Regions from separate parts of the Mus musculus genome. Here region 2 is linked to region 1. Evidence: chromatin loops called from intact Hi-C (ENCODE). Cell type or tissue: left cerebral cortex. All regions are shown on one strand. Each heading gives the region's core, and the rest is flanking DNA. Links, peaks and the distances in the headings are about the cores only. Region 1 has its middle 220 kb from the start of Kcnj2. Region 2 has its middle 34 kb from the start of Kcnj2.

Evidence for each region. A loop is a pair of places that touch in the nucleus more often than their neighbours do. Peaks named below come from ENCODE experiments on the same cell type or tissue, not always from the same donor. Only the 100,000 strongest peaks of a DNase experiment are listed, where the experiment ranks them.
Region 2: a loop joins it to region 1, with 3 times the contacts of the local background. A loop is called at or near these places in 2 of 42 quality-filtered maps.

Annotation. Positions count from the first base shown.
Region 1 is chr11:111,280,235-111,283,163 of GRCm38, forward strand. No RefSeq gene overlaps it. Among named protein-coding and RNA genes, the nearest start is that of Kcnj2, 220 kb to the left of the region's middle. In left cerebral cortex, for the core only: no CTCF peak of the experiment used is centred there; DNase peaks (open chromatin) are centred at 1,252 and 1,704; H3K27ac peaks cover 1,205 bases.
Region 2 is chr11:111,098,689-111,101,617 of GRCm38, forward strand. No RefSeq gene overlaps it. Among named protein-coding and RNA genes, the nearest start is that of Kcnj2, 34 kb to the left of the region's middle. In left cerebral cortex, for the core only: no CTCF peak of the experiment used is centred there; DNase peaks (open chromatin) are centred at 1,656 and 2,145; H3K27ac peaks cover 236 bases.

The DNA.
Region 1 (2,929 bases), core at 208-2,707:
TGCTGCCCAGGACTTATCTCTGACCCTCAGGCAGTACTTGGGTTATCTGTTCCCTTCTTTCTAGCAATTATCCATATCTCCATCTCTTTTTCCCTTCCTGTTCAGGGCATTTTAACTTGATTTGTTATGAACATATTCCCAGAAAACAACCATCCAGTTACCGTTACTTAGAAATGACAAATAATAATATATATGTAATACATAATACACGGCTTTCGGAAATGCTACTTTAATAATAAATACAAAACACTGGACACAGTTGTTTTAGTTTATTTAAATATTCTGTAATTGATACTTAAGACCTTTTCGTGCTAACAATTATTTATTCTAAATAAATCTGTCTTATATAAAATTTCCTTCGTTCCTTTTGTTTAATATTGTGATTTACTGAAGTAGAACTAAACCCTATAGAAGGGAAAAACATGCAAAAATGTTTACCTACACTAAGTTTCAACAGCAAGGCATGAAAGAATCCTTTTACTAAACCTAAACATATAGGCATACATACATTATGGTCGTTCCAAAAGGTGTTTCCTGATAAATTAAAATGTACTTCAATTTTCATATCTACTATCACATAATTGTTTACAGGTTGAACTTTTGGGTCAGACACTTTTACAATTAGGCAGTTATGCTCTGAATAAATCATGAAGTATTTAGTCATGCTGTGATAATGGACTAACCACAGAAAAACCAGTGGCTTGACACACAACCATTTATTTCCCAATTATGTAAAGCTGCTCAGGGTCCAACGACTCTCTTGGGTCTTTTCTCTGCAAACAGGAGCACAGAACTGGCTGTCCCCAACTTGCAACTCTGTCACCTGGAATCTATGACTTCCAGAAGTGCTGAGTCAGGAGAAGACACAGTCCTATGCCAATTTTTTTTTCACAAGTTCGGCACATGATATGGTTCACATGTGTATGCAGATGCATGCACACAGGCCTTCTGTGTGGTGGTCAGAGGAGGATTTTAGCATTCTTCTAGGTCAGCCTTCATCTTGTTCCTTCAGGTCCCCCACAGAGCCCGAAAGCAGGAGGGCAGCCAGATAGCTGTACTGGCAATCCTATTTTGCATCCCACACAGCACTGGGATTGCAGGTCCCACAGGGACACCAAATATTTACATGAGTACTGGGGATTAGGACTCAGATCTTCAAGCACATGCAGCAAGAAGCACACTTAGCCTACTAAGCTGCCTCCTCAGCTGTGAGGATCTTTCCTTTAAAACTTGCTGTTTGCCTTCTGTTGCTCTATTTCGAATTTGCAGAGGGAGCTTTTCTGTCACAAATACCTAGGAAAAAAAACCCAAGGTGTCATTCTATTATTTGCACAAAAGTAAGAGCAAATGCTTGTCAGTCTTTAAGTGTTTTTTTTTTTTCCCCTCTAAAGAAACCTGTCTCAGATTAGACCCCAAGAGGGAGTAGGCTCTAATTAGGAGCTGCTAACTTTGGGATCCTGCAGGGGAGGGGGAAAGGGCAGCCCAAGAGCACCATTAGACCTAACTGTTTACTTGAAAACAGGCTGCTTGCGTTGAAAATCCAAAGTCCAGGTGCTTGGCTCTTCTGGTATTTCTAGAAGTTTCCTTGCTTTCGTTATGGTTAAAATTTCCCCAGAAGATCATTTGGATTCTGTCTTCTTGGAAGAAGAGCACCCACACAAATGAATTAAAATACAAGCTAAATTCAGCTTTGTTCAATTGTGCCTCCACCTTGCATCTCACCCCTTCTCCCCATCCTGCATCCCACCCACAGCCCCAGGATGAACGGAGGACAACATGACTCTATTCCTGCAGAAAGCTGCAAGGTACTGACTGGCTCTTTATTTTCTTGACATCATCAGCGACTATTCCTTATATGAGGCTTCAATTCCGACCAGAAAACTCACTGCAACTCCTTACAAGCCCTGGGTCTCTGACCTGTTCCAAATAAAGCCAGAGATTTACTACGGACATTGTTGTTGTTTGGTCCCCAGATAAGCCCCTCGGTGACACTGCTTCCAGTGTGTCCTCCAGGGAACCTGGGTGAGCATGTTTTCTCCCTCTAAGAATTCCCCCCTCCTCCAAAAAATATCCTCCATGCCTGCTTCTTAAAGTAATCAGTAATTTCAGCCTATCTACTTTGAGTTGTTATGCTGAGTTTATTTATTTATTTATTTTTGCCTAGAACTTTAAAAATTAATTTCAATTTTAACTGAACTCTGCTACTGAAATTGCTTCCCTGTGCCTTATGTAATCTTACCCTTCATTTCCATTACTTCTGCATTTTGCTTTGCTACCGAGAGGAACAAGGATAAAATATGTCTATAAAGGTCTCCCAAGCTCATCCCTGGCTTCATTTTGCTAGAGGATATTGTTTAAATGATAAAGTAAAAGTAAAATAAAAAAAATTTCAACAATTCATACGGGTTAGTACACATTTTAAACAACCAAGTAAGTGAATTAGTATCAGAGTTGCCTTCTATTAGAAGAAAGCTTAAGTGGGAAACCAGAAATCACACTAACAAACGTGTTTAAATATCTCAGTATTCCTAAATCTGCTGTCCTTGAGACATATTACAAGATTCATGGTATTAAAAACTTGTTTGATTGGAGACAGATGTGGTGGCACATGCCTGTAATTCCTATACATGCAAGACTGAGGCAGAAGGATTACTATAAACTGAAAACTAGGCTCAACTAAATATCTGGGTTACAAAATATAGGCCAGCTAGAGGGATCTTAAAAACAAACAAACAAACACACAAACAAATAAATACACAAGAGATCAGATGAGAATTAAAGTTAAATTTCAGAGATAAAGAGCAATAAGAAGTGTTAGCATTTTGTCTAAGCTCCGCCCCACAGTTACCTGGCAATAGCCAGGTATGCCTGACTCACTATAAAAGAGGCTGTTTGCCCCCTCCTCTCTCTTGCTCTTGCCCTCCTGCTC
Region 2 (2,929 bases), core at 147-2,646, 180 kb before region 1:
ATGTATATAAAGCTTTAAAACAATTTCTGATGCACTGTAGAGCTCTAACCCATTTTAAATAAACCCTAGTTAGTTAACATTTACGTTGTGTCTATCTAAAATATTTTAGAATCACTTTTTAAAAATCATGTTTAAAAGAGCAGGATTAAATAATGTTAACTTGTTGTCATCAGACAAAGAAAGTATGCCTTTATAGCTGCCCAAACATGCAATGAATAAGTACAACAAAAATAGATATGCTCATAGGGAAAGATGACAGGACCTCAACCCTCTACAAAGAACCATAGGCAACTATGCAATGCTGAGAATGGGGGAAAAAAAGTCTTGTCCAGGGAAAAGCACAGAGATCCATGTCCCAGTACCAAATGATCAGCCCTGAAAGTGTACATACAAGTAATATTATACAAAAGAATCAGGTTGTATTTAGGAATATATATGGGTATAAATACACATATGTGTCCGTAACAACAATCAATGAAAAAATTAGAAAGATAGCAAGAAGGGATATAGGGAGGGCTCCAAGGGGGAAAAGTAAAAGCAAATGTGATGTAATTATATTGTGGTGTCATTTATAGCATATATAATAAAATATAATCTCCAAAATAAAAGTTAAACAATAACTTTAATAAAACCTGTGGATAAAACTCAGTTGATAGAATGCTGATTTGTCACACAGAAGACTGTATAAAACTTGGACTAAGAGCTGGAGATAGCTCAGTAGTCAGGAACATTTATTATTGCTTTTATAGAAGATTCAGGTTCAGTTCCCAGTATCACATGGAGGCTCACAGTTAAATAACTCCAGTTCAAAGGGAATCCAATAATCTTCCTGGGAACTGTACACATGTGGCGTTCACACACACACACACACACACACACACACACACACACACACGAGTAAAACATTCACATGCATAAAATTAAAATTAAATGAATGCACAAACCAAAAATAAATTGGCCTAATGGCATATTGCTATAATCCCAGTCATCAGGAGGTGGAGGCAGGAGGGTTAGAATTTGAAAGTCACTCTCAGATAGACAGTAAGCTTGAAGCTGGCCTGGTTTATATAACTCTGTGTCTCAATCATTATCATCATAACCATCACCATCATCATTGTCTTCATCAGCATCATCAGCCTCATCCTCAGAATCGTATAAGTAAAGGCCATCTTTAACTTATAATTTGAAGGTATAGTATATATTTGGGTAATTTTTATTTTATTTTGCTTTTTACTTGTTGTTACATCAAAATCAAAAGCTGAAAGTCTTTATTTTCTTTTTCACTGCCCATGTGTGTTTTCTATTCAGTTGTTAAGGGTGAAGACATCGGAATCCTGGTCTATTTCAAGCCGTGGCTAAAGCAAACCATCTAAGTTAGGAAACTTGGGGAATGGATTCTTAGAGAGCACGTTCACAAAGGTGAAAAGAAGGGCAGAGAGACTGTAGCATCCACCAATCCAGGCTACAGGGCTGCAAAAGAGACTCTGCATTTTGCTTATCAGCCCATCAGCATGTAATTCTAACCACATTGTATGAGAGAGGACTAGTACTTATCAAGCTTTGGGGATATGTCTTTGCAGCTTTGAGTACTGCCATGATGAGAGAGTAACTCTAATACTCAATGCCAAGGAACCAAGGATGCTAAGGAGCTTGCCAATAGAAACATATTACAGCCAATTTGCATATGCATGCATTTTAAAGCAACTGCTATATGCTCACAGATTTGCATGCATATTTATCTATAAACTGCGTGAATTTAATACACACATGCACATAAAATGCTTTCTATATCGGTAGCATAAACACTTCTAATGTTATTGATAATATTAGCATAAGCACCCAGGAAGATTGATGCATTTCCTAGTGGTTGACTTCCTTAGAGATGAACCTTGCCTTGTTCCAAATACGATACATGCAAATAGACAAATCGTGTTATACACCCCCACCATCCAACCCCTATTAAGAATTTAGCATGGCACAAGATGTTTAAGAGTCATGTAACTTGCATTTAAAAATAACCAAAAGAAACAAACAAGAAAAGCTAGGGTCTAAAGGATCTCCCATGAAGAAGATGAGACGATGAGAAGGCCATCTGGGGTAGGTAGTAACGTTTATGTGAACCTCCTAGTGAAACATGTTGCTTTTTAAAGGAACACTTTCGTAGGTGGTTCTTTTTTATCCACCGTTGCTTTATACTGGAATCCTCCCCCACATTCTTTCATTTAGTTGCACTTTAAGAAAGCCAAACTCATGAAAAGATATATATTTCTCCTTGTCCTTTACTGAAGTAGAGCTGCTTCCTATTTTTGGACACTGTCTTAAGGAGATGTTGTAAAAACACTAAATTATTTTTTTGTAGTGGTGATGGTGGTGGTGGTGGTGGGGACACATTGTGTGCTTCATAACTTCAGAAAGACCCGAAGGAAACCAAATTCTGTGAAAACAGACTTTCAAGATCCTTTGGAAGGAAGGGGATATTGCTGCTTTGAAGGTGATGTGGTTCTGAGTCGTTTGGCCATGACCTTCTGGAGTCTTGGGATCCAGGAAGTTCTGGTTATTCTGGGTGAATTTTCATTAGCAGTAGCAGAGCTAGACATGATTCTTTACAGCCAAGATTTACAGCATTTGAGAATAAAGGGTCAATCCCCACTGCAAATACTTTTCTGTTGATAGAGATAAGTTGGAGAAAAGGAGGTGGAATGTGACAGGGACAAACAGCTTTTGCTTTTTGTCAGAACATCTATTTGCACGTATTGAAGTGTTTGTCTCTTTTCCAGTCTATGGTGGGGTTCCCCAAGCCACACATATCTTTAGATCCTATTAGCTTATCCAACACATGCACATACTGCTAATCTACTTCTCAAAGGGAAGTCTATGCATATCAAAATGCTAGAAATATTTCCAGAAGCATCTACTTTTAATAGAGGGC